Regions from separate parts of the Homo sapiens genome. Here regions 1, 3 and 4 are each linked to region 2. The links are chromatin contacts, found by Hi-C or POLR2A ChIA-PET in ENCODE. All regions are on one chromosome and are shown on one strand. Each heading gives the region's core, a stretch centred on a gene start or an enhancer-like site at or near the end of the contact. The rest is flanking DNA. Distances are from core to core; before and after follow the strand shown. Region 1 holds the start of CLTC (clathrin heavy chain). Region 2 holds the start of SRSF1 (serine and arginine rich splicing factor 1). Region 3 holds the start of PRR11 (proline rich 11). Region 4 overlaps TRIM25 (tripartite motif containing 25).

The links. Hi-C counts contacts between places; a loop is a spot of excess contacts on that map. ChIA-PET counts read pairs that join two places held with the same protein, here RNA polymerase II (POLR2A). Pooled maps may share reads with other maps.
Region 1: a loop to region 2 is called in a pooled map, with 18 times the contacts of the local background. The contact joins the promoter of CLTC here to the promoter of SRSF1 in region 2. A Hi-C loop is called at or near these places in 10 of 50 pooled maps. POLR2A ChIA-PET finds 5 or more read pairs at or near these places in 2 of 52 experiments (CD4-positive, alpha-beta T cell and CD4-positive, alpha-beta memory T cell).
Region 3: a loop to region 2 is called in a map of naive thymus-derived CD4-positive, alpha-beta T cell, with 16 times the contacts of the local background. The contact joins the promoter of PRR11 here to the promoter of SRSF1 in region 2. A Hi-C loop is called at or near these places in 3 of 168 maps with a recorded cell type or tissue (CD4-positive, alpha-beta memory T cell and naive thymus-derived CD4-positive, alpha-beta T cell), 1 of 37 single-sample maps with no recorded cell type and 13 of 50 pooled maps. POLR2A ChIA-PET finds 5 or more read pairs at or near these places in 2 of 52 experiments (CD4-positive, alpha-beta T cell and activated CD4-positive, alpha-beta memory T cell).
Region 4: a pooled map shows a loop between it and region 2 (4-fold over the local background). The contact joins the enhancer-like site here to the promoter of SRSF1 in region 2. A Hi-C loop is called at or near these places in 1 of 50 pooled maps. POLR2A ChIA-PET finds 5 or more read pairs at or near these places in 3 of 52 experiments (GM12878, WTC11 and activated B cell).

Annotation. Positions count from the first base shown.
Region 1 is chr17:59,617,671-59,621,899 of GRCh38, forward strand. CLTC (clathrin heavy chain) reads left to right here and starts at 2,225. Exons shown (of 32, transcript NM_004859.4): 1 at 2,225-2,503. The coding sequence starts at 2,462. RefSeq lists enhancers at 659-1,471, 1,309-1,358, 1,369-1,488, 1,939-2,288, 2,018-2,312.
Region 2 is chr17:58,005,571-58,009,628 of GRCh38, forward strand. It overlaps SRSF1 (serine and arginine rich splicing factor 1), which reads right to left and starts at 1,676. Exons shown (of 4, transcript NM_006924.5): 1 at 1,374-1,676; 2 at 773-957; 3 at 231-403; 4 at 1-30. The coding sequence starts at 1,567. RefSeq lists enhancers at 1-486, 818-867, 1,138-1,187, 1,311-2,029, 1,978-2,027.
Region 3 is chr17:59,154,075-59,158,763 of GRCh38, forward strand. PRR11 (proline rich 11) reads left to right here and starts at 1,672. Exons shown (of 10, transcript NM_018304.4): 1 at 1,672-1,731. SKA2 (spindle and kinetochore associated complex subunit 2) reads right to left here and starts at 1,112. Exons shown (of 4, transcript NM_182620.4): 1 at 1,057-1,112. The coding sequence starts at 1,089. RefSeq lists enhancers at 900-1,139, 1,800-1,849, 4,158-4,689.
Region 4 is chr17:56,895,352-56,899,459 of GRCh38, forward strand. It overlaps TRIM25 (tripartite motif containing 25), which reads right to left. Exons shown (of 9, transcript NM_005082.5): 5 at 3,764-3,829; 6 at 575-601; 7 at 170-253; 8 at 1-90. Among named protein-coding and RNA genes, the nearest start is that of MIR3614, 6.1 kb to the left of the region's middle. Within about 2 kb of position 2,425, at least 3 of the 41 ENCODE cell types and tissues checked have a DNase peak (open chromatin) inside an H3K27ac peak, as active enhancers do.

The sequences.
Region 1 (4,229 bases), core at 975-3,474, 1.6 Mb after region 2:
AAAAAGGCATAGGGTTTTTTTTTAATGTTTATCATCTTGACTTTTTTTTTCTCTTGAAAATTTTTGGATTAATTTGAAGATCATTTCAAAATGACCCAGGATATCACGATCTATTTTTCCTCTTCCTAAATTATTTCTCAAAACAGTGTAATTTCTATGTGTGATGACGTAGCAGTCACTAACAACCTCAGCGCACTTTTTGGTTAGATATTCCACTCCAAATAGCTAAAATCAACTGCTTTTGGGATTCTAAATGTACTTAAAGTTACAGGGTCTGTATGAAAATGCCAGACACTAATTAAATTTTGGTGGCCCATTCATGATACGGCTCTTTTATCTCCGGATTCTGAGATTGAAAAGGTGACTTGATCAAGCTATTGAATTACTGTAATAAAACAATTACTCCCTTAGAATTTTAATTTAGAATTTGTCTACTTCCAAAAAGGGTTTAAAGCAGTTATTACTAGACTGGCATTAGGTTATTTCAAATGTTGCGGAACAGAGGATCTTCGTGTATTTAGCTTAACAATACAAAAAGAAATTTTGCAAGCATAAATATTCACTCTTACAACATGGTGGCAAGGCTTTTCTTTGCAGAACAATCTTTGCCCTCTTACCTGCCAGACTCTTCTCTCATGCTCAGTATGTGAGACAGTTAAGTAAAGGGAAAAACACTAAAAGCAACTAAAATGATTGGCAAACTTCTCACTGTAACCTAAACTGCTTAGCATACAAAACTATCGTCTACCCAATAGGGTTTTATGTCCTTTAACTGAAAAGGACACTAAAAATAATTATTGTGGACTTGAGCTTTTCTCTTTCGGCGGGGCGGGGGGTGGGGGGGGAGAATCACCTCTCTTACAAAGATAAAAGGCACAGAACTAACGTCTTTCATCCTTTATTGTATTGGTGCGATTATGAAATATTATTATGGCTTATACTTTAGCAAGAAAGTACCAGAAAGGTTATTATTAATCGACAATGAATGCCGTTGATACCTTCATGCTCTTTGAAGACAGGATGCTCCGGCTTTGAAGCGCTACATTTCTACATTGCTAACCTACAGGAACCTATGTTGAGGTGGTCCCACCGAAATACACGGCTAATAGTTCATCTCTTTCCTCCAGGAACCTTCAGGTTTTTTTTTGTTTGTTTTTTTTTTGAGACGGAGTCTCGCTCTGTCGCCCAGGTTGGAGTGCAGTGGCGCGATGGAACCTTCGGGTTTTACTAAGCATCCTTACCCTAATTATCTAAATCTTTGAGACGTAAATTATTTGATGTGGCTAAAAATCCTCCTGCTAGAATTTAGGTCCAATCCTTTAATGTTCGGATACTCAAATTCTTTAACGAAACTGATCACTGAGCTAGGCCGACACAAGTCCGCCAAAATGTCCGCAGAAACGTTAAGAAAAGCTGTCATAAGGCCAGCTTGAAAGACATCATAAAAGGCCTTCGCTGTCCTTTGAGTTAATTATCTAACACCCGAAGAGAGTGCCAGTTCTAGTTAGAATCCGCGCGTCAGGTTCTCCAACAGTCAGAAGGGCTTGTGTGAGGGCAGGGAAGATTTTAAACCCCGTTTCAGGCCCCCTCCCTAGGCTGTAGGAAACCACCCACTCTGAAGCCCGGCGGGGGAGGAGTGCTGCAGCCAGCTGCCGAGGGAGCGCTCTGCGGCGAGGCCGTTTCCCTGAGTCACGGAGAGGGCGGGAGGCTGCGCCCGTCTGCCCCCGCCACGTCCTCCTGTGAGGGGCTCAGTCGAAACAGGCAGCGGTCGCAGGGAAACGAAGCGGCACCCGTCATGCCTCAAGGTGGCCCAAAAGCCTCTTCACTCCCAGGAGACGCCGCATTTCCTTAAAACGAGCTCTCCATTTCTGGCAGCAATCAGCCGACCCTTCCCCATCAGTATCACGTGCACCTGGAAGTACGTGGGTGGGACCTAAAGCGCCCACGGAAGTGACGTCGGTCGCCCCGAGTCGCATGATGTGGCAAAATGAAAAAAAAAAAGTGGGGGGAGAAAGAGAAGACTGGCGAAAGTGATGAGTCTAAAAAAGTAGTCCCTCCGGTTCCTCTGTTTCCCCCCATGTGGCGTCAGGAAGCGAGGCACCGGGCGCACTGCGCCCCGAATTCCTGCGCCCGCCGCGCGCGGCGCTCCGTGGAGGGGTACATAAGGCGGAGGGGGTGAGGCGACTGGGCGGAGTTCTGTCGCCGGGATCCTTCCGCTGGGCTCAGCCGTTTCCGGAGTCTGCGCTGCGCCCGGTTCCGCCATTGCGGCTCTCCTGGCCCCTGGAGCCTCCGCCCCCGACCCGAGCTCTTTCGTCTGCCTGCCAGTTTCCTGCGTCCCCGGAGAGGATCCTGCTGAGCCCAGCCTCCCCCCTCCCCTTCTCCTCCTCTCCCTTGGAGAGCCCGGGCAGCCACTGCCCCGCAGCCCCAGTGACAGGAGGAGACCATAACCCCCGACAGCGCCATGGCCCAGATTCTGCCAATTCGTTTTCAGGAGCATCTCCAGGTGCGGCCGGGCCCGGGCTGGTGAGGGCTGTGGAGAAGGTGGTAGGAAGGATGGAAGACGCTGGAGTCTGGGCCCGAGCAGTATCGGAGCTGGAGGGGCGGGGGGGTTGTCGGTGATTGGGGTAGGTGGAGGAGGGGGCACTATCTTGGAAAGCTTAAAATATTAAATGATGTGGGGCTTGGATGGAAAGGACAGGAGTTGGGGTGCAAAGAGCTGCAAGGACCAGGCCTGGATCCAAAGGCCTCTCGATCTTGCTTCCTGGATGGCCAGAACTGCGCGTACAAACTCTCTCCCCATTTTATTCATTTCATTCATTTGGGTAGGGGAGTGGGAGGGGGATTCTCCCTTGTTTCTACCAGAGCAAGGATTCTTATCCCCTGGGCCAGTGCGGGGCTGTCACCTTCCATTGCTCTCCTCTTTCCCTCATCGTGTCTGCACCCAGGAGTTGTGGGGCGGGTGGGTTGGGGAGGAGCAACCTTTTTTTTCCCTCCCTCTGCGGCTCTCAACTGAGAAAGGCACCTTCTCCGGTGGTGGGGGTTGGGGGTGGTGGTGAGGCGGTGGCTTTTCTCTTGCCTTCCCTGAGGCAGTAGGGACAGAAGGTCACTGAAAGAACGGAACGAGGGTAGAATGGGAGAACGCATTTCTTAGAGCTATGTCAATCTCAGAGTGTGTGCGGTCAAACTCCCTAAGGAAACTCGCCTCCCCTTCCCCCTTTTTTTATTTCTCTGGGGATGTTGTGGCTCTTAACCCCTCTTTGGTTCTGGAAGGTAGGAAAGAGTGATACAGAGGTTATCTTTTAGTCTTCTCGAGTAGTAGCAGGTAGTTTTGAATATCTTCTTCAGGATCGCATGGAATTGAACAGAGCCCTGGGGACAGCACAGCTGCTCTGAGACCTGCAGGGCTATTTGGTCTGTGACTGGCTTCCCTTTAGTAAGTTCTAGAGTTCTTCCCCATGGTTCCTTATCCTGGAGGCAACATATTGTTATCTGGCAACATGCCAGTGGCGGGCCTAGGCAGGTGACCATTGGAAGGCTTCACTGAATTAAACCTCTTCAGAGCTTTTGATTTTCCTGTGTCACCAATCCTGTTTTTTACTGTAGCTTAAATAATTTATTCCTATTAATTTGCTTTCTTCCCAAATATCCCCTTAAAGAAACCTGCCTCAGCTCAGTCGTCTGAAGGGCTAATTCCATAATGACAGGGAATGCAGTGGTTTGACATGACACTGATATCAGTGACCTATTAGACACTTTACCATTGAAGACCATTTTTATTTACATTTCCCCATTGGCATAGCATACATAAAGGATTCTTGTTAATAAAAGGTTTTAACATTCAGGCTATAAGTAACATAATTTCATATTTCTTTGCAAGTATTACCATGTTTGCACTAGCAAGGACTTATTTTCCTTTAAGGCTTGAAATGTAAAGAATAATAAATTTTTACCCATAAAATGAGTTAAATAATGCACTTTCCTCAGTCATCTATAATTTTCAAATAACTCATCTGAAGTAATGGAATATACCTTGGCAATAAAAACACTTTTACAGAGGGTTAAAAATGTTAAATAACAAAATGGACATTTTTTTTTGATCAATCCAAGTTTAGTTGCTGTGGTTGCTTTTGTTAAAGTGGGGTGGCAAATGAATGTGGAGAGTTGAGGGGTGCTGTTCTTAAGTGTGAGGGGAAAACGCGGGCTTATTTTCATATTAAACTGCATCTGAA
Region 2 (4,058 bases), core at 426-2,925:
AACTTTAACCCGGATGTAGGCAGTTTCTCCCTATTGGATAGACAGAACTTTCCATTGAAAGATCTAAGCTTTCATCTATCTTCAGACATGCTGAATGAATACAATGTAACTAAAACCAGAAATCTGGCAATTTACTTGGACAACCTTGCCTGAATCCTTACCTTGAAATTCCACTGTTAAGACCACTGTATCCAATTCTGGTCAAAGAAAAGAATACGTGTATAACCTACCTCATGAGATCTAAACTTAGTGTTATCCAGTTTTCGAACTGCATAGGTCATATCTTCTTTCCGTACAAACTCCACGACACCAGTGCCATCTCGGTAAACATCAGCATAACATACATCACCTGCTTCACGCATGTGATCCTTTAAATCCTGCCAACTTCCACTTGGAGGCAGTCCTGAAAAAGTGATTTTTTTTTTCTTAGTACCAATTATCTTAAATTTCACGTTAAGCTGGTAAGGTACATTAGGACAAAGAGTACTTTAAAGTACTTAATAGGTGTACTTAAGTGATACCAGGTAAAGAGAGCTGGTAAGATTCTGGAATCCAGAGTCCAAAATTATTTGTAACGATCTTCGTATCTAGTACCGCAACCTAATTTGGTAAATCACCACAGCAGCAATCCTCGTTTATTAAATTCACCCAAAAACTAAAGCAATTTAAGACCTAGCATGAAAAATTTGCAATTATTAAACCTGTCACGCAAGAGAAAAATTTTAGGTAGTTTTCGTCCCTTCACATCAATCCACACAACCAGTACACTCACCAGAGACAACCACTCTGTTTTCAGACCGCCTGGATGGGGGGCCATAGCGACCTCGGGGAGCTCCGCCACCTCCACCCCCGCCGCCGCCTCGGCCTGTTCCACGGCCGCTTCGAGGAAACTCCACCCGCAGACGGTACCCATCGTAATCATAGCCGTCGCGACCATACACCGCGTCTTCCGCGTCTCTGCGGGATCGCAGAAAGTAAAAGGGATGAGAAACACCAGGAGGAGAAGCTCGCTCAGTTGGGAACCAGCAAACCCCCCGCACATGCGCACCCAACGTGGAAGAGCCCACATGCGCCGCATAATAGGAATGGCCCCTCCCCCACCCAGAAACACGCCAGGCTCCCAACCACTACACCAGCCCTCAGCGCCTCAGTTTCCCGCTCCAGCCTGCGAATGGGCTCCGGGGACGTCCAAGGCGAGGCGCCAGAGAAGCCACATCAACTCAGCTCCTTACTCGACTCCTGCATGGGCGATACAGTCTCGCCCCAACCTCTCTAAGAGCCCCCGCTTCCCCGTTCTCTATGTTAAGGCCTTGGAGCCTTCCCCAACTACTCGGACCTATTTCCTCAAGGCTGCAAGCCCCATGCCGCCTCACCGCGGGTCCTCGAACTCAACGAAGGCGAAGGGCGGTCCCCCGCGGCGATTCTTGAGGTCGATGTCGCGGATAGCGCCGTATTTGTAGAACACGTCCTCAATGTCCTTGGTTCGGATGTCTGGAGGTAAGTTACCCACGTAGATGCGGCAATCGTTGTTCCCTGCGGGGCCACGAATCACACCACCTCCCGACATGGCGGTGACGAAAAGCGCGGACTCGAGAACAGGCCTTCCCACCAAGCCTAGCGCACGGCAGAGCGAGCCCGCAGCGGCACCACGTCTCCCGCGGCCCCTCCAAAATGGCGCCTTTATCAGCTCGGCGCACGGATATGGGGGGGAGACAGAGGAAGAGAAGCGGAAGGAAACAGCGATTCGATCCCAACACGCACGCGCGGGAGCGCAACGGGTGCTGCGAGGGCTACGTTCAGCGCACGCGCACGCACGCGCGACGTCACCCTCCCCACGAAGGGGGTAAAAAAGTCCCCCGCGTTCCCAGCTTGGGGTGGTTTGCGAACAGAGTGACCAGCCGTTTGGTAAAAGTTAAATAACGAACTTTCGTTAAAGGAGCTAGTCATCCAGGTCGGGTCTTGAAGGATGGTCGATTTCTCCAGGAATGAGGATCTTTGAAAGCAACTCGGCGCCTTCAAAGCACTTGGTGAAACCTAGCCTAAAGCGTTGTCCCACCATGCTCTGCGGCGATAACGGCCTTTGGCGGGAAAGAGTCTCGGAGGCGGGGCCAAAGGGGGACGGCCCGGGCGGTTGCTCCGGAAACCCGGGTATCTTCGTAGGGTGCGTCTAATCCAGAGCTGAGTTGCGGGTGATTGAACGGAGAGCTGGGGCGTTGGTTTGTCTTCCCGCCCCTGCTGCGAATAGACCGTGGCTGCTTAGACAGATGTGTCTAATTTAGCGAAACCGATTTAGATTCCTTAATCCTCTTCATTAAGTACCGTTCCGCCTTCTCGTCAGAACTTTGCATAGCTCGGGTCAGCACTCCTAGTGCTAGTCGCAGTGGGTCCGTATCCCGACCGGCAACGTGGTACCCGCCAACCAGAAGGGGTAACACCGTACCGCCTATGGGACCCACACCTTTTTATCTCTTGTTAGTCGCCTGTCCGTGGGACTAGCGCAGAATGCCTGCAGAATGAATCGTTTCTGTTGTTTCCTTTCAAAGAACGAGAAGGAAGAAAGGGTGCGTGTGTGCAGTCCTTTTTTCAAAAGTTTTCCCTAAAAGTTACTGATACACCAGGTTTTGAAAATACCGGTCCTCTCAGGTAATAAAATGGAGCAAAATGGATGTGAGAACCGTAACCACTAGATACCGCGGTTGCTATTCAGGACTGTGATCCTGTTTGCCTGCGGCATTGGGAGATAACATTTTACATTTTTTTTCGACGTCTGAAATCTGGATTTTTATGTGAAATCCTGGGATTTTTAAACGTCGCTAATGAATTAAAATTCAAATCAGGCTGGGCGCGGTGGCTCACGCCAGCACTTTGGGAGGCCGAGGCGGTTGGATCACTTGAGGTCAGGAATTCGAGACCAGCCTGGCCAACATGGTGAAATCCCGTCTCTACTGAAAAAACAAAAAATTAGCCGGGCTTGGTGGCAGGCGCCTGTAATCCACTCTACGCGGGAGGCTGAGGCAGGAGAATCGCTAGAACCCTGGAGGCGGAGGTTGCAGTGAGCTGAGATGGCGCCATTGCACTGCAGCCTGGGCTACAGAGTGAGACTCCTCCAAAAAAAAAAAAAAGGAGGGGGAAACAACAACAAATTAAAATCAAACCCTGCAGTCATAAATTTGCCATAACAGATCTACACACTGAATTTAAGGGATAATTTTCTTCATGTTATTTATTTACAGTAGTCCCTTTCCGCAAGGATGTGAGGCAACTTACAGAGATACCATAAAACATGAAAACTAGATGAGGCTGGGCGTGGTGGCTCACTCCTGTAATCCCAGCACTTTGGGAGGCCGAGGCGGGCGGATCACCTGAGGTCAGGAGTCGGAGACCAACATGTCGAAACCCGTATCTTCTAAAAATACAAAACATTAGCTGGGTATGGTGGCGCGTGCCTGTAATCCCAGCTACTCGGTAGGGTGAGACAGGACAATCTCTTGAACCCTTAGGAGGTGGAGGCTGCAGTGAGCGGAAATCACGCCACTGCACTCCAGCCTGGGTGACAGAACAAGACTCCATCTCACACACACACAAAAAAAATGCTAGAGTAAGAAATCAGAGGAATGGGAAAATGAGGGGTGGATTAAATGAAATACGCATAAATTACTATACAAAATGCCTGCAGTGAAAGCCCGTTGAATTTGTTGAGATAGATTGCAAATTTTACTTTAGTCTTCCCAGAAGTCACGGTAAAGAAGGGTACAGAAGTATTGTGTATTCAAAATCCAAAGTGCCTTTGGGATAAAAGTAAATAGGTCATTCAGGAGAAGGACATGTTTTCTTAATTCTAAAAGCTGATGAAATATATTTTACAAATGTTTCTCGGTGACCCCAAAATACAAATTCAATTTGAAATGAGCAGGGATGCTTGGTCTTGTGGCCGTAGATCCTCGGTATATCTACAGATGACCTTTGGTAATCCTTGAGCTTTCTGTAATATTTTCGAAAATTATATGCATGTGTGCATGTACAAAATTATATGCATGTGTGTACTTTTTTCTGGGAAG
Region 3 (4,689 bases), core at 422-2,921, 1.1 Mb after region 2:
TATTTAACAGACAAGCAAACAAACAAAAAAAGACAGGAGCTCAGTGGCAGGCGCTTCCTCCAAAGTCCAGGTTTTTAAGGAAAGCAGCCCAACCTGGGAAAAAAAAAAAAAAAGAAAAGAAAAGAAAAAAAAGATAATGCTGAACGAAAAGGGCTGAAGACAGAACAAGGACACTAAGAGGAAAAAAGCGCGGGCGATCAAGCTGGTAATCTAAGGATGGGAGGGAGGGAATAAAGAGAACAAGTGAGGGACGGATCCTTAAAGAAAACTAGGACAGCCCCCCAGCTGGGCGCCCCCCGAGCAGGCCAAACACGCCAGCAACAACGGGAGTGCTTTCCAATTCTTCGCCCCCGTTTTCTACTTTCACAGATGAATGAAAGTGCACAACTCCAGAGCAGGATGCCTTTCCTGTCTCAATCCCGCCCGCGCTCCGGGAGCGGAGCTCGTGGTTACGATCCCCTTCGCTCACACCTCTTCCCTCACCCACGGTTTGCCACCTCCGGATCAAACAGAAACGGGTTCCTTGGCCGTTAGGAAGTTGTGCATACAAGTCTAGCATCCTTTCTCAGACTTTCTCGGCCCGCCTTTTAGAACGTGAGCGGGTTGGCCCTACAGGGATTTCTCCTCGCCCCCGTCAGTTTATTCCCCACCCCACCCTCCGTTCCCCTTTCTTGGAGTGTGAACCACCTCTCCCTTCTTGGGACGCTTAGGGACCGTTCCATTCACATCTTTTTTGGTACAAACACAGAATGCGGTCTGCACCCGGCGCAGTTTCGTAAGGGGTGTAAAGGTGAGGGCAAGGAACAAGGAATTCCAAAGGCCCCGCACCCTCAGCATCTCCCGCCATTTCCCTGACGAGTTTCCCGGATGTAACCCCTTACCCGAGGCGGTTTAGACACCAGACGGTGGCGGCTCCCTTTGGTGCAGGAGGAGGGAACTCGACTCTGGTCCAGCCTCCGCCGCCCGGAGTTTCCGGCGACTCCAAATTGTGCCCCACCTCCGAGGCCATGGGGGAAAAATAAACTACCCAGTAGATCTCCTTCACTTTGCACTCACCATCAGTTCCAGCTTATCGACCTCCGCCTCCATGTTGAATAGTTGACATTCCGCAGACCGCGGCGGCGCTTAAGCCGCAAGCCGTACTAGCACGGAGGGCCTCCATTGGACAGCTGTCACTCAACATCTCGCACTCATTGGCTCCTCCGTTCCACCGGCTCCCGCCCATTGGAGACTGGGTAACGCCCCTCTGCATGAGACACATTTTCCTGTTGGGCAAAGGCACAAAACGCCGCAGGAGGATTGGCTGCTGTGCAAATTTTTTTTTCCATTGGCTGCCCCCTCCTCTCTACTTTCAATTTTGTAGTTAGGGCTCTGCAGAGAAGAGCTTGAGATTGGTGCAATTGGAAGAAGAGCCAACCAATCACACCAGAGCTTCCACCGACAGCAGAGGGGACGTAACACACCTTCTTTCCCCTCCGGCTTTCCTTCCCCTTCTCTCCCGCCTTCTCCTTATTCATACCAGAAGCGCCTCAGCTCTGATTGGCTGGAGCTCTGTGCTATCTCAGCCAATCACAAGCCGGGCTGTGCTCCTACACCATCCGAAGAGCGAATCGTGCAGAGACCGTGTCTACGATTGGCCTCTCCCTGACAAGGATTTAATTTTGAATTTTTCTTTATGGCGTGGGAGAGGCCACAGCCCGGACTCCATCGACTCCCCCGGCTCTTAGACTAGTAAGTGCAGGAACGATTATTTCTTTGTTATCTGAGCTCGCGTCTTGAGTAGCTGGGCCTGTTGCTGCTTGTGTTTTTATGGTTTAGGGAGGTGGGGACTTTGGCTGGACACGAAGGGGAAATGGAAAGGAGGAAGGGGAGGTTTGGGGCTGGGGAAGAAGTGCTCGGCCTGGCTTCATCTTAACCATACTTCTATTTAATTAACACTTCGCAAGATACGTTTTGGAGCAAAGCATCTGCCTTCCTTTTGAACATTTCTTTACATATTTGCTGCTCAATGCAAGTCCACAGATCAGCGGCATCCGCATCTCTTGTTTGCTTGTTACAAATGCAAATTATCGGACTCCACCCAAATTTACTAAATCAGAATATACATTTTAACAAGATTTCCCTGAGTGATTTCTATGCACATTAAAGTTTAAGTTGGTACATTTCTTGACTGGGAATATTACTATGTTACTCGATATTGTCTGGCATGCTGTTAGAGTGTCAATTTTAAATGCGTGTCCTGTTTACTGAGTGCCTAATACTGTGCGGGATGAGACTTTAGGGAGCTGCAGTCTCTTTGGAAAAACAAGACAGAACAAAAACAGCAATGCTTAAAAAAAAAAAAGCATAAAACATAAAATTTAAAAAAAGCAAGTACCCAGAAATAGTGCTATGGGTGTTCAAGAAGAATCAATTGGACTGCTAATGGAAATTAAGTAATTGAAGGCTATTTGTGGAGGAGCGCAAGAGACTTCCATAAAAATGTGTTTTAGGAAGATGGCAATGAAATGCAACAGTCATTTCCGTTGCTGCTACAGCTTTGAAAGTACCCCAGAACAAAGAACTTTTCTTCTCTTTCTTTCTTTTTTTTTTTTTTCTTTTTTTGTGACGGAGTCTCGCTCTGTCGCCTAGGCTGGAGTACAGTGGCACAATCTCGGCCCACTACAACCTCAGCCTCCTGAGTAGCTGGGAGTACAGGCGCACGCCAGCACGCCCGGCTAATTTTTGTATTTTTAGTAGAGACGGGGTTTCACCCTCTTGGCCAGGATGGTCTCGATTTCCTGACCTCGTGATCCACCAGCCTCAGCCTCCCAAAGTGCTGGGATTACAGGCGTGAGCCACCACGCTCGGCCGCAAAGAACTTTTCATATCATTGGGTGGAGTTTTCACAGAAGCAGCAGCGCCAACTCCTGCAAAAGACTGTAATTCTTACTGTATTATTTATTGCATCTTCCTATTGGAAAATAGCTTTAGACCCATCTTTTAGCCATATGAAGATGTGGTATGATATGAAGAAGTAAAAACCTCCCTAACCAAGAGAATTTGACAATATTAGAATATATTCCTTAACTAAAATAACACTTGCTAGCTAACACTTAGCAGGAATGCTTCTTTTCATTCTTTATTGAATGAAACATTATTTAGCTCCTGCTGTATTCTAGATGCTGGGAAAACAAAGATGAATGAAATTTGTCACACCCTTGAAAAGCTCACAGTCCAGCAGGATGACAAACATACAAGCAAAAATTACAATGAAATGTAATACATTTTATAATAAAGATGTGTATAAAGTGCTATAGAAGTGCAAAAGAGATGACATTTCAGCCAGTATAAATTCTGTAAGGAGGCTGGGCATGGTGCCTCACACCTGTAATCCCAGCACTCTGGGAGGATGAAGCGGGCGGATCACTTGAGGTAAGGAGTTCAAGACCAGCCTGGCCAACATGGCAAAATCCCATCTCTACTAAAAATACAAAAATTATCCGGGTGTGGTGGCACGCCCCTATAATCCCAGGTGCTCAAGAGGCTGAAGCAGGATAATCGCTTGAACCCAGGAGGTGGAGGTGGCATTGAGCTGAGATCACACCACTGCACTCCAGCCCGGGTGACAGAGCGAGACTCTGTCCACCCCCCCAAAAAAAAAAAAATTCTAGAAGGACAAAGACTATGTTGGTGTTGTTCAGGATTGTATGCCAGCACCTAGCATAGTACTTGGTGGATTATAAGCACTCAACTAATATCTATAAGATAAAATAACAGAATCTTGAAGGCTAGGTATAAGTTGACTTGGAAGAGGATACTCTAAACAGAAGGAAAGGCTGATAGAAAGAAACAGAAAGTATTTGGTGTTTAGTATACCTGGAAGTACAAACCGCTAGTCACTAGAAGAGACTATGGCAAAGGGCCATTAGAGCTAAGTTGTGAAAAGTTTTGAAAGGCATGCTAAGGAATTTAATTTTGTGAGTAAAGGAACCTTCAAATACTTTTAAGCAAGGGAATATCTAGATCTCATTTTGTTTTAAAGTATCAGTTCTGGTATGGAAAATGAACTGGCAAGGAGAAAGACTGAAGGCAGGAGAATCATTGAAGGAACACTCAGCAAACCCAAACTAAGAAACATTCTCCAAAACGACTGACTTGGACTCTTCAAAATTATAAATATGAAGAAGCAAATACATAAATAAAAAAGCTGGAGAATTGTTATGAATTAAAGGGTACTAAAGAGACACTACTGCTAAATGCATGTGGAACCAGGGTGGGAGAAGCTATAAGGGATATTGAGACAATTGGGGCAATCCGAATATGGGCTGTTTATTAGATCATTTCATAACAAGGTTAAATTTCCTGACTGATTGTGGTTTTGTTGGAAAATTTCCATGTTTATGTTAGAAAACAAAAGCTAAAGTATCTAAGAGTAAAGTATCATGATGTCTGCAACTAAATCTATTCAATCCAAAACTAAAAAAATTTATGTATGTATATATTTGTACATACGTACAGAAAGAGTGTGTGTACAAAGACGGCAATTGACAATTGGTAAATCTAGGTGAACTGTATATGAGTGCTTATTATACTATTGTAAATTTTTTATTTCCTGGAGCCTTGAAATTTTTCTAAGTAAAAACAGTAAAGGAAAATAGACAATAGTGAAAGACAAAAATGAAAAAAGTGAAGGCAACTGAAGTTAGA
Region 4 (4,108 bases), core at 1,175-3,674, 1.1 Mb before region 2:
GCTCAGGTCTGGACTTGGCCAGGAAGGTCTCCAGCACCTTGGCCTTGAGAGATGTTGAGTTCGGATGTGAGCTGGTGGCTTTGGCTGCAGCTGGGAGAGGAAACAGAGAGTGATTTGCAGAACAAACTCAGAGTGGACACCCCAAAGCTCCTTGCCCATGATAACTTACCCTCCAAGCCAGCTTGTTTTAAATCCACTAACTGTTCCGGGGCTCCAAACGTGGGAAGCTTGCTGGGTAAGGCAGGGACAGGGGCTGGGGGTAAGGAAAGGGAAATATGATACAGAGCAACGGGATGGCCTCTACTCCCTTCCACACTGATTAAGAGCCACTTCTACAAACACACGCCTGAACAGCAGGACAACACAGGGGAAAACAGACAAGGCTAAAGTCACCTTATTCATCTCACTTATGCTTGTCCTCCCCTCCAGCCTCAGGCCTGCTGCCATTACAGAATGGAATCATATAGAACCCATCACAGAACCCTGATGAGAGAGGTCGACTCTCACTACCAGCATTTAGTTCTGTGCTCGGGCAGTCTCAAGAAACGAACAGTTGCAGAAATGCATAACTTACGAGGTTTCTTGGATTTCTTTTCCTCTTCTGCAAAAGAAAGTTTTCAGATTTAATTTCTTTTAAGGCACAACACAATGACATTTTCAAAATAATAACATTCATGTGCATGAATTTGACCCAGACAAATAAAAGGATGTTTTAATTTGAAAAACAGAAGGAGTCAGCAGGCAAAATGAATCTATAGTGATAGAAACCAGCATGAGCGGTCGTGGGGGCGGGGACTGACTAATAAGGAGCATGAAGGAATTTTCTGGAGAAAGGGAAATTCTTTATCTTGATTTGAACAATGGTAACACATGTATGCATTTGTCAAAATAGATCTAACTGCACATTTAAGATTTACTGCAGGGAAAAAAGAGATTTACTGCAGGTAAATTATATTTCCATAAAGGAAAAAACACAAAAACCAAATAGGGAATCAGAAAAAAAAAAATGCTTGCCAAGGGCTGGGCGCATGGTGGCTCATGCCTGGAATCCCAGCAATTTGGGAGGCCAAGGTGCAGGAACCACTTGATCTCAAGCGTTAGAAACTAGCATGGGCAACATGGGGAAACCCCATCTCTACAAAATTACAAAAAAAAAAAAAAAGAAAAAACTAGCCAGGCCTAGTGGCACACACCTGTAGTCCCAGCTACTTGGGAGGTGAGGCAGAAGAATTGCTTGAGCCCAGGAGGATGAGGCTGCAGTGAGCTGTGTTCTTGCCACTGCACTCCAGCCTCAGCAACAAAATGAGACCCTGTCTCAAAAAAAAAAAAAAATGCTTGCCAAGTCTTTTAAAAATATCTGGAGTGTCTACCTACAGGAACTGAGTTTGGCTAAAATAGTCGTTCTCAAAGTCTGGTGCCCAAGCCAGCTGCAGTGACATCACCAGAGAACCCCTAAGAAATGCAAATTATTGGTCAGGCACTGTAGCTTACTCCTGTAATCCCAGCAATTTGGGAGGCTGAGGTAGGAGGATTGCTTGAGGCCAGGAGTTCAAGATCAGCCTGGACAACATATCAATATCCTGTCTCTACAAAAAAAAAAAAATTGTTTTAATTAGCCTGGCTTAGTGGCACATGCCTACAGTCCTAACTCCTCAAGAGGCTAAGGTAGGAGGATCACTTGAGCCCAGGAGTTCGAGGCTGCAATGAGTTCTGTTCGCACCACTGCACTCCAGCCTAGGCAAAAGAGCGAGACTCTGTCTCTTAAAAAATAGTAAATGCAAATTCTTGGGCCCCAAGCCAGAGCCACTGAATCATAAAGGCTGGGGGTGAGACCCAGCAATCTGTGATGTACAAGCCCTCCAGGTGAGTCCAAAGTCCACTCAAGTGGGCTAGAAGATCCCAGCTTCCTTCTTTGCCACCTTCCACAACACTGGAACAAAAAGGGGCGTTTTTGAAATCATATCCCTGCCCACCTGCAGGACACCTGACATTACAGATAAGCCCTGCTCTCTCCTATTACCCTCTCCCTCCCCCAGACCCCCATCACACCACAAAGCCCCCTTGCTACCGCTTCTCCTACTTCGAAGTCACATCACTCACAGTCGCTCACTCTCCCATTTCCTCCCCTTCTGCCACTTTCCCACCCACTCCCTGTGGACCAGCATCTTGGGAGGCCCAGGCTGTGACATCAATCTAGGGCACAGGCACCTCCCTCATCACCTACCCTTAGACATCTCTCTGCACTGGGACTACTCCATACCCCCTCCCCTATTTCCCCATTTCAGCCTAGAGGAGCCTTGATTCATTCCCGAACTTTATTCTCCAGGGTGTCATTCTGCTGTGACATGAGGACCTCACCTCACTGGGGAACACACCTGCCTGCTGGCCGGCATCCCTACCTCATTCATACTAAGGGAGGAGCTTTCAGAGGAAGGTGACTGGGGAAGGACACAGGTCAACAGTACCTTTCCACTTCCTCTTTCACTCCTCTTTTCACACAAAGTACCCTTCGAGGTTTTCCGGCCCAGCTAAGGGCTCCCTCCTCCATCTGCACCAGGCATCCCAGCCCTGACTCTGTTCCATTCGGGGACCGATACCACACTCTGCCTGCTACAGGTGACCTGAACACTAAGCACAAGCAACAACAACAAAGAGCAAGCCCTGGCTCTCTCATCCCCCCAACACCAGCAGTGTGCAGCCAGCCCTCCTGGGTTCACACCAACTTTTCAGGGAAGCAATGACAGCTAACATTTCAGTGGTATATGGACATGTCAGTGGTATATGAACATGTCAGCGGTATATGGGCATGTCAGCGGTATATGGACATCTCAGCGATATATGAACATGTCAGCGGTATATGGACATGTCAGCAGTATATGGACATCTCAGCGGTATATGGACATGTCAGCAGTATATGAACATCTCAGCGGTATATGGACATGTCAGCGGTATATGGACATCTCAGTGGTATATGGACATCTCAGTGGTATATGGACATCTCAGTGGTATATGGCTCATAAAGAGCTCTCACAATCAGTGTCCCCTCATCACTCAGAATCATCCTGTGGCCTCGATATCACTATTGTCCACATTTGCAGAACAGGACCACTCTTCTCCTCAACCCCCATGTCAATGGCAGGTGCCTGCCCAATGAGGGGGATAGTACCCCTAGGAGGGCAAAAATGGATCCTTGGGGGAGGGGGAGTAAAAAAGATTACTCTTTTTATGTGTAAAAGCACAAACATAAACAGTTATGCAGTAGATGGGTGGTATTAAAATTTCATGGGTTGTAATTAGGAAAAAAATTTTCTCAAATGGTTCTGGGGATGAGCAGGAGGAGGGTAACAGTGAGAAACCAAAAAAAAAAAAACAGTTGAGAAACATGGTAATAGCAGAAGCCCATTACAACCCAGAGACTTAACACTGCTGAGATGCCAAGGAGGTTTAGCCTCCACCCTTCCTGGACCGCCATCAGTCTCCTTGCCCAAGGCTCTGCCCAAGGACTTGGGTATAGTAAATATTTCTCAAAACAAGCCAGCCTCAGGCATCTTGCTGTTCCAGGCAGCCCAAACGTGCAATGCTGATGGACAGCGGAGCTTCTGCCACAGCCCTACAGCCCCCCGCAGTGGGGACTGCCACCAACTTCTTTCCCACTGAGGTCCAGGCCCCACAGTGACTCGGGATGGGCCGGAAGTGACTTGGCCAGAGCCTGGGGAGGCCACAGCCATGCTGTTGCCATGGAGACAGGGGTGGGGCTACTTACTGGAGACCTTCTTCACAGGGCGTGTGGATTTGTGTGTGGACGCTGGGTCATGCTCTCCAGGGTCACCTGTGTCAGAGAAGAAGGGCTCAGTGTGTGCGGCTCCTCTCACTGACCCTAGCAGCCAGCTTTGCCATGGGTCGGTGGGCAGGCAGAGGGTTTACACAGACAGCCATTTCCTCCGACCTTCCCCATCCCATCGCTTACAAGAGCTACAAACAAGGTGATCTAAGAACCAGTTTGGTGTATTCCCTTTTTTCTCTGACTTTTTAAAATGTAGCAAGGGCCAAGTCTTTTTTCCACCAGCACCCAGCTCTGTGGCCTCTGAGACTTCTCTGAGCTTTGGTT